Regions from separate parts of the Homo sapiens genome. Here regions 1 and 3 are each linked to region 2. The links are chromatin loops, found by intact Hi-C in ENCODE. Cell type or tissue: heart left ventricle. All regions are shown on one strand.

Region 1 (2,500 bases), 59 kb before region 2:
GCCTTCAAAACGTTCAGGGTATGACAAGGGCCTCACTCCCTTAGAAAGAAATGGGTGATAGAAGAGGAAAGCAAAGGAAACTGCAAGGCTGGCAGGTCCCTGCCTATAGCCATCAAGAATTTCATCAGGCCAGGCATGCTGGTTCACATCTGTAACCTCAGTGCTTTGGGACGCCAAGGTAGCAGGATCACTTGAAGCCAGGAGTTGGTGACCAAGCTGGGCAACATAGCAAGACTCCATCTCTACAAAAAAAATTTTAAAATTAGCTGGGCATGGTGGCGCGTGCCTGTAGTCCTAGCTACACTAGGCTATGGCGGGAGGATCGCTTTAGCCCAGGAGTTTGAGGCTGCAGTGAGCCACTGCACTCCAGCCTGGGCAACAAATTAAGAGCCTGACTCAAAGAAGAAAAAAAAAAAAGAATTTCATTATTACATAGTTAGAAAGCACATGCTGTGCTATAAGATGTGGCAGAGCTTGTTAGTCCATGCTCTGGGCTTCCAGAGACCATGTCTAATACAGAAGGAAGAAAGAGCAATACAAGTGTAATAATAAGTTTGACCTGATTCTCTTCTCTTCGTAGAAAACCACATGGGTGCAGATATAACTGTGTAGGATGCCGATGCACACCCTGCATTAGACCTTTTGCAAATATTAAATGCAGAGTTTGAGTAATAGAAGTGTTAGATAAACCGACTTAAAATTGCACACTCTTTGGCTGAGATGCAATGATTTCTGCTCCCTGTGTGTAAATCACCTGAGCCTTGATGCTCTAACGTGCCATGAAGTTGGTGCAAAGAGTTGGAGTGGAATGAAGCTCTATGTTAATGAAACTTTTTATAGTTCTTCCAAGCAGCAAAGATTTTATGGGATATTATGTCAAACTGACTTCTCAGGCAATTCATTTGAGAATTTTATCTGCACCCCTCATGAAAAAAAAAAATAATCAATTTTGTCTGAATGGGTTTGGACAGCTAACTGTTGTCTGAGGCTGTCAGGCTGTGAGGAGTGAATGTCTTTCTTGGGAAAGGGATGACTAATGTTCAGTTAAAGAGCCCTGTTGGAGTGGTTGGGGCTTTGTTTTTAGTTTTTTTTTTTTTGGTTTTTTCTTTTGGTTTTTTTTTTTTTTTTTTTTTTCATTTTTCCAGTAAGTAATCTTTTCATAGATTCTAGAGAGCTCTCTGGCTAGGGAAAACGACCCTGTGATTGATCATCTTTGGTTTCAGAGATATTTTATTGCAGTCTCTTCATCACCTCAATCATCTTAGAGCATTAAAGTGCTTGTAAGTGCCCACGAGTTCTCAGAATTATACATTACAAATGAAATCCCATCGCTTACCAATAAAAAAGTAGAAATGGAGTACTGTGTTGTGCATTTGAGAAATCTTCTGCTTATTAAGGTTGTTGGAACTGAACATGTTCATTTATAACACAGCAAAGTAGGGAAGGGCGGCCCCTCCCTGTCTGTCCTGTGTGGCAGCCCTGACTGTGGTGGCTGTGGGCATGCATGTAAAATCAGAGCTTTTACAGGAAAAGGCATTTCCCAGATTTTTTTCCCCTGCAGTTTAAGGGCACATTTCCAGGCTATTTCAAGAGACCCGACTAAAAAGAATACACGTGTGCCCATAGATGTAGGAGCCAGCAGTATATCCCCTGGTTGTTGGGAAGCTAATGAATTAAATGAATCAAGCTGTCAGCAGTGAAGTCCTTGAGTATATGAGGGTCCCACCCTGGGAGACTCGCCCAGTGAAGAACTGAGCGTGGGGCCAGAAACACCCAAGATACGAAGGACTGGCCCAGCCAGGGCCACTGGTGCTGTCCACTCCAGGAACTACCAGGCACACGCGGCTGTCAAACACTTGAAATGGGGAGTCTGAGCTGAGGTAGGCTTAAGTATGAAATACACAGATGATTGTGAACACTTTGCACTAAAATAATGTAAGCAGTATCATAAGTAATTTTCATATGTTTAAATGGCAGTATTTGGACAACATATTGGATTGAGTGAAATATATTATTAAAATTTACTAATTATATTATTTAAATTAATAATTAAATCATTATTAAAATTAACTCCAGGCACAGTGGCTCACACCTGTAATCTCAGCACTCTGGGAGGCCAATATGGGTGGATCACGAGGTCAGGATTTTGAGACTAGCCCGACGAACATAGTGAAACCCTGTCTCTACTAAAAATACAAAAATTAGCCAGGATGTGGCACGCGCCTGTAATCCCAGCTACTTAGGAGGCTGAGTCAGGAGAGTCGCTTGAACCCAGGAGGCTGAGGTTTCAGTGAGCCAAGAATGTACCGCTGTACTCCAGCCTGAGTGACAGAGCAAGACTCCGTCTCAAAACAAACAAACAAAAAAATTCGTTGGGTTTTTGTTTTTGTTTTTGTTTTTGTTGGCTTTTTTAACATAGCTCCTAGAAAATTTAAAACTACATAGCGACTCACATATTTCTGTTAGAGAACATTGTTCTAGAGAATGATTCAGCGTGTGG
Region 2 (2,500 bases):
CACTAAGCTATAAATTATTTTTACTTGAGTCTTTGTCACTATGTCACACTCCTTTTGAATGCCAATGTAGCTGTCCCTTCTAGACCAAGGACAACATAACACTGTGTATCTAATGCATAATGGTTCATTTAACTTATATTTAAATTTACATCCAAAAAAATTTTAAGTATCCAATACGCATGACGTCTCATAGTTGGAATTAAGAGAGAGAAGACTTAATTAGCATAGTTTTCAGTGTTTGTCACTGCTGTCTACCCTACTTCTTTTTTTAAAATATCTATTTCTGAAGTAGAAGTACACCTGTTCCTTCTTGAATGTACTTAGATTAAATTAAGCACTTGCTGTCTGCATGGAATGTGTTGGTTGGTGATTGGTTAATTGGTGGTCGGTTCTGTTAGAATGTTTACACTGATGCCATGTGAAGGTACACCTGGTAGTCCCCCCTTTTTAATTTTGCATATGTCGTCCCCATTCTCATTGAGCCAGATCTGACCTCAAAAGCAATCCAAACGCAACAAATGATATATGTGACAGGGAGAAAAAAAGATTCAAAAAAGATGCATTTCAGTGCCCGTATGTGTTTCTGAACACAGGTGCCACTGTCTTCATCACTCATGCCTGTGCCTGCAGTGGGCGGAGGCCGTGCCGCAAAAGCATCTGTGATGAGTGGGTGGTTTTAAAGCCAATAGATAGACTGAGGTGTTTTGCTTTGTTTTGCTTTGTTTAAAACCAAACTACTTAACTACTTTTCATGGGAGTTAAAGTCATGATATCAAATCTGTTTTGTTTTGTTCTGTTTTTCATCTCCTTTTAGTAAAGAAAACTGGCCAAAGCCCATGGAGTCTGTTCTCTCTGGCTTTAAGAGCCCTTCAGGCCAGCACCCTCTACCCACTCCCGTCCTCTCCATTTCCCCCCTTTTCCCACCCCTGGAACAGTCCCACCCTGACCATTCCACTCTCCAGCCTGGGACTCCCAGAGCCAGCTGGAGCACACCACCCTGCAGCTGCTCACTCTGGGCACAGGGCCTGCCCTCACCTCCGCTCACAGGCTGCCGCCCCGTGACCTGCTCCCAGAGGTAGCCCCGGGCCAGCCTTGGCTGCACTGGGCTGGCTGGCCTTTGATGACTGCATTTTGGAGCCTGATAAGCTCCCCCGTGGCTTTGGAAAGGTTAATGTGCTCCCTGTTCACTGGGGCGGCCTGACCTTCTGACTCCGTCCAACTCCCTTTCCTGTGCTGGCTCCCGGCTGTGGCTGGCTGGCCCACTGCCACGTCGTGTCCTCTTGCTGGCCCTCAGAATGCAGCATCTGCCTCTGCCCTCGCCAGGCAGCATCAGACTCCAGCCATCTGCATGCCTGTTATTTGGGGACAGCCATTCGATCCGCCAAATTCTGAACAGACTTCCTCTATGTAATTGTCCGTGGCCTTGGGTTTGAATTGTCACACTGCCTTCTACCCATTGCCGCTCTCATCCCGAGAGGCAGTATTTACTCAGTGTGACAGTGCTCATTAATTTCAGGTCGGTTCCATTAAAATGTTGAAGTGAACCAACTGCTTGTGAAGGGTGAGTCCATGGCCCCTTTTTCTATTTCACAGACAAAGTAAGCCTGCTCACTGGCCCCAATCCAGCCGACTGGACAGGGCCTCGATGAAGCCCAGCCCAGGCCAAGAGTCTGAAGCCCTGGCAGCTCCCCACATGGCCTCCCTGTGGCCCTGTTCACCCTGTTCCCAGCCAGTGAGTCAGGGAGCCACATTAGGCCACAGTTCCTCATCTTACTTTGGAGACAGAAACCCCTATTCAGCCTGGCTAATGCTGGTGCTAAGAAGCCAAGAAAAATAACCATGGACCCAATGCAAGCACAGCAAATTAAGGTGTAGTCATCTGAGGGACTACGTGAAGGAGGTCCAGGTTCTCTTTGAATCATGGCCCCAGCCACTAAACTATTTAATGGAATTACAGAAGGACTGTGGTCATGGCCTTCGCTGTTGTTGGAAGGTTCCCACCAAGCCAGATGATAACCTGCCCCTCTCTGGCAAAGGCATGTGGTCCTGGCAGATGTGGGGGGCGTATGTGACCTCGTAGTCTCTCAGGGTTGCATGCTTGCTGCCCCAGGCCCTGTGCTGGGGACTTGCTGCCATCATCCCATTTCATCCCCAGACAGCCCAGGGGACAAATGTCAGTATCCTTATTTTACATGTGGGGAAACTGAAGCCTAGAGAGATGGAGCCACTTGCCCAAGGTTAATGAACACAGTAGGGGGTAGAGCCAGGTTTAGGGGTGGCATTGTGGCCTTCAGCAGGGAGGGCCTGGCAGATGGAGCTAGATGCCTGAGAGATCCCTCTTCCATCAACCTGAGTGCCCTTGAAATAGAACAAAATTGGCCAGATGTGGTAGCTCACACCTGTAATCCCTGTACTTTGGAAGGCCAAGGTGGGAGGATCGCTTGAGTCTAGGAGTTTGAGACCAGCCTGGGTGCCATGGCAAGACCTCATCTCTGCAGAA
Region 3 (2,500 bases), 76 kb before region 2:
TATTTTTTAATTTAATTTTTTAAAATTTTAATTGTCTGTAATCCTAGCACTTTGGGAGGCTGAGGCGGGCGGATCATGAGGTCAGGAGATTGAGACCAACCTGGCCAACAGGGTGAAACCCCATCTCTACTAAAAATACAAAAATTAGCTGAGCGTGGTGGCACGTGCCTGTAATCCCAGCTACTCGGGAGGCTGAGGCAGGAGAATCGCTTGAACCAGGGAGTCAGAGGTTGCAGTGAGCCGAGATTGTGCCACTGCACTGCAGCCTAGCGACAGAGCGAGACTCTGTCTCAAAAAAAAAAAAAAAAAAATTAACTCTGGCAGAATACACATAACATAAAATGTACCATCTTAACCATTTTCAAGTGTGCAGTTCAGTGGCATCAAGGATTAATACATTTACATGTTGAGCGGCCGTCACCACCCTCTCCTTAGAACTCTTTTTATCTTCCCAAACTGAAACTCTGTGCCCATTAAACAATAACTCCCTGTTCCCTGCTCCTCCCCATTTCTGGTAATCACCATTGCTGTCTCTTTACATTTGACTACTCTGGGGACCTCATATAAGTGGAATCATACAGTATTTGTCCTTGCGTGTCTGGCTTATTTTCCAAAGTGTAATGTCCACAGGGTTCATCCATGTTGCAGCATGTGTCAGAATTTTCTTCCTTTTTAAGGCTGAGTAATATTCCATTATATGTACAGACCACATTTTGTTTATCCATTTATCCGTCAATGGACACTTGGGTTGGCTCCACCTTTTGGCCATTGTGAATAAGGCTGCCAGGAACGTGGGTTTACATTATCTCTTTGAGCCCCTGTTCTTAATTTTTGGGGGTATATACCCACCTCAAAACTTTATGACTATAACCTACACAGTCAGAAGTACATTTTATACCGTATCCTTTGTGAATGTGTGTACTGAAGCAAAAGTGTCGCAAAGATCACCTACCATTACTCTGACATTTTCTATTCCTCATCTTTTTAAATGCAGGTCACAATTGCACATGTTCACTTTTGTCAGCCCCTGTTCACAAAACACAGTAGAGGTTACTGACCAACTTCTGAGATGCTTTGTGCCAAAGGAGTGAGGAAGGAGAAGGAAATGGCATGCACTGGGCCCCTGCCATGTTTCTAGCCCTGGCCTAGTCACTTTGTGTAAATGATCTCTTCAGTCTTCCCAGTAGCTCTGAAAGCTGGGCTCGTCTTTCCTCAATTTACAGATGAGGAAACTGAGGCTGAAAGAGCTCAGCCAGTGAGTGTCTTCCTACACAGGCCTTTCCTCTGGTGCACGCTGCCAAGAGGCGACTAGAATATATGGCTCCCTGAAGTATTCCCCTTGGAGAACCCAAGAGCATTCCAGTAGGACCTAGGAAAGTTTTAACCCAAAGAACTGACAACCCAGAATATTTTAGGACCCATTCATAGGTTCAACAAGTAGGCATTTGGAATATATGTCATGGGAGAAGGGAAGTTTTCAGTGACTCCAGTTAGACCACATAAGCAATGGTTTACTTCAGTTATGATTAAGGTGGGGAACAGTCTCTGGAAGCGAGTTTGGCCCTTTTGCAATGAGCTCTTCAGTCCACAGAGACATGAGTTAAGAAACTTCAGCTACTCCATACTCACTGTGGCTTTAACAGGTGCCAACGTTTTTCTGAGGAGTCGCCCGGGCTGTGGGAGATTGTGGCTGGTATTACCATATTTATTGACTGCAGCAAGCAATCAATAAATATTGCCTGACATTAACAGACTGCCTGTGCTTCCTCCCAATGTTATCTTTAATGAATCTTCATGCTCTTGTGTTGAAGTGTTTCTAGCATTGAGAACATAGTACTTATTCAATAAGCAAGTACAGTATGAATAAATGAAGGAATGCAGGATACTACAAAGGATGGCTGGAACACATACATTCGCTGTGCGTCTTCTTTCAGAAATACCATCAGCTGGATTTGTTCTCCCTCTTCCTTGGATTCTAGTTGAGATGTAAAACCTCCTAAATGCCAAGCTTGCATATTTGCACACTGAAGCCCGCCCACCTTCCACCCCTAGATCGCAGGTTCTCTTTGCACCCGCATGCCTCTAATGCTGACCCCTTCTCAGGCAGCCTGGGACCATAAAGATACTTGGCATGCCTTAGATGCCTATTTTGTACCAGGCAGTCTACTGGACATGTTGTCTCATTTAATCCTCATAACAATCCAATGAGATGTATTATTACATTATTACATCTCATATTACAGAAGAGAAAAACGAGGTCTCAGAGAAGTGAGTTGGCTCCTGGAGGGGTTTGCAGTCATGAGCCGCAGAGCCAAGATTCCGACTGGGTCCGCCTGCTCCAGATCCTCTTGGAGACACCACACGCGGCCTGGCACAGAGGGCACATGAAACGGGAGAGATGTTAAGGAAGAAACCCCATTTCTGAAGAAAGGGCTGGTATTTCCCTAAAAGCCCTTAATATCTGCCCTCCCTCCCTACTGTCAAGAGAATTGCATCTTGA

The links. Peaks named below come from ENCODE experiments on the same cell type or tissue, not always from the same donor. Only the 100,000 strongest peaks of a DNase experiment are listed, where the experiment ranks them.
Region 1: it touches region 2 in a loop (2.8-fold over the local background); 6 of 110 quality-filtered maps call a loop at or near these places.
Region 3: a loop joins it to region 2, with 2.1 times the contacts of the local background. A loop is called at or near these places in 4 of 110 quality-filtered maps.

The regions. Positions count from the first base shown.
Region 1 is chr2:99,694,573-99,697,072 of GRCh38, reverse strand. All of the region lies in intron 11 of AFF3 (ALF transcription elongation factor 3), which reads left to right. The region is part of intron 1 of LOC105373504 (a long non-coding RNA gene); the gene reads right to left. Among named protein-coding and RNA genes, the nearest start is that of REV1, 210 kb to the right of the region's middle. In heart left ventricle, no CTCF peak of the experiment used is centred here; a DNase peak (open chromatin) is centred at 1,467; H3K27ac peaks cover 691 bases.
Region 2 is chr2:99,635,479-99,637,978 of GRCh38, reverse strand. The region is part of intron 13 of AFF3 (ALF transcription elongation factor 3); the gene reads left to right. Among named protein-coding and RNA genes, the nearest start is that of REV1, 150 kb to the right of the region's middle. In heart left ventricle, a CTCF peak has its summit at 1,341; DNase peaks (open chromatin) are centred at 1,238 and 1,638; H3K27ac peaks cover 2,305 bases.
Region 3 is chr2:99,711,080-99,713,579 of GRCh38, reverse strand. The region is part of intron 11 of AFF3 (ALF transcription elongation factor 3); the gene reads left to right. Among named protein-coding and RNA genes, the nearest start is that of REV1, 220 kb to the right of the region's middle. In heart left ventricle, no CTCF peak of the experiment used is centred here; no DNase peak of the experiment used is centred here; H3K27ac peaks cover 881 bases.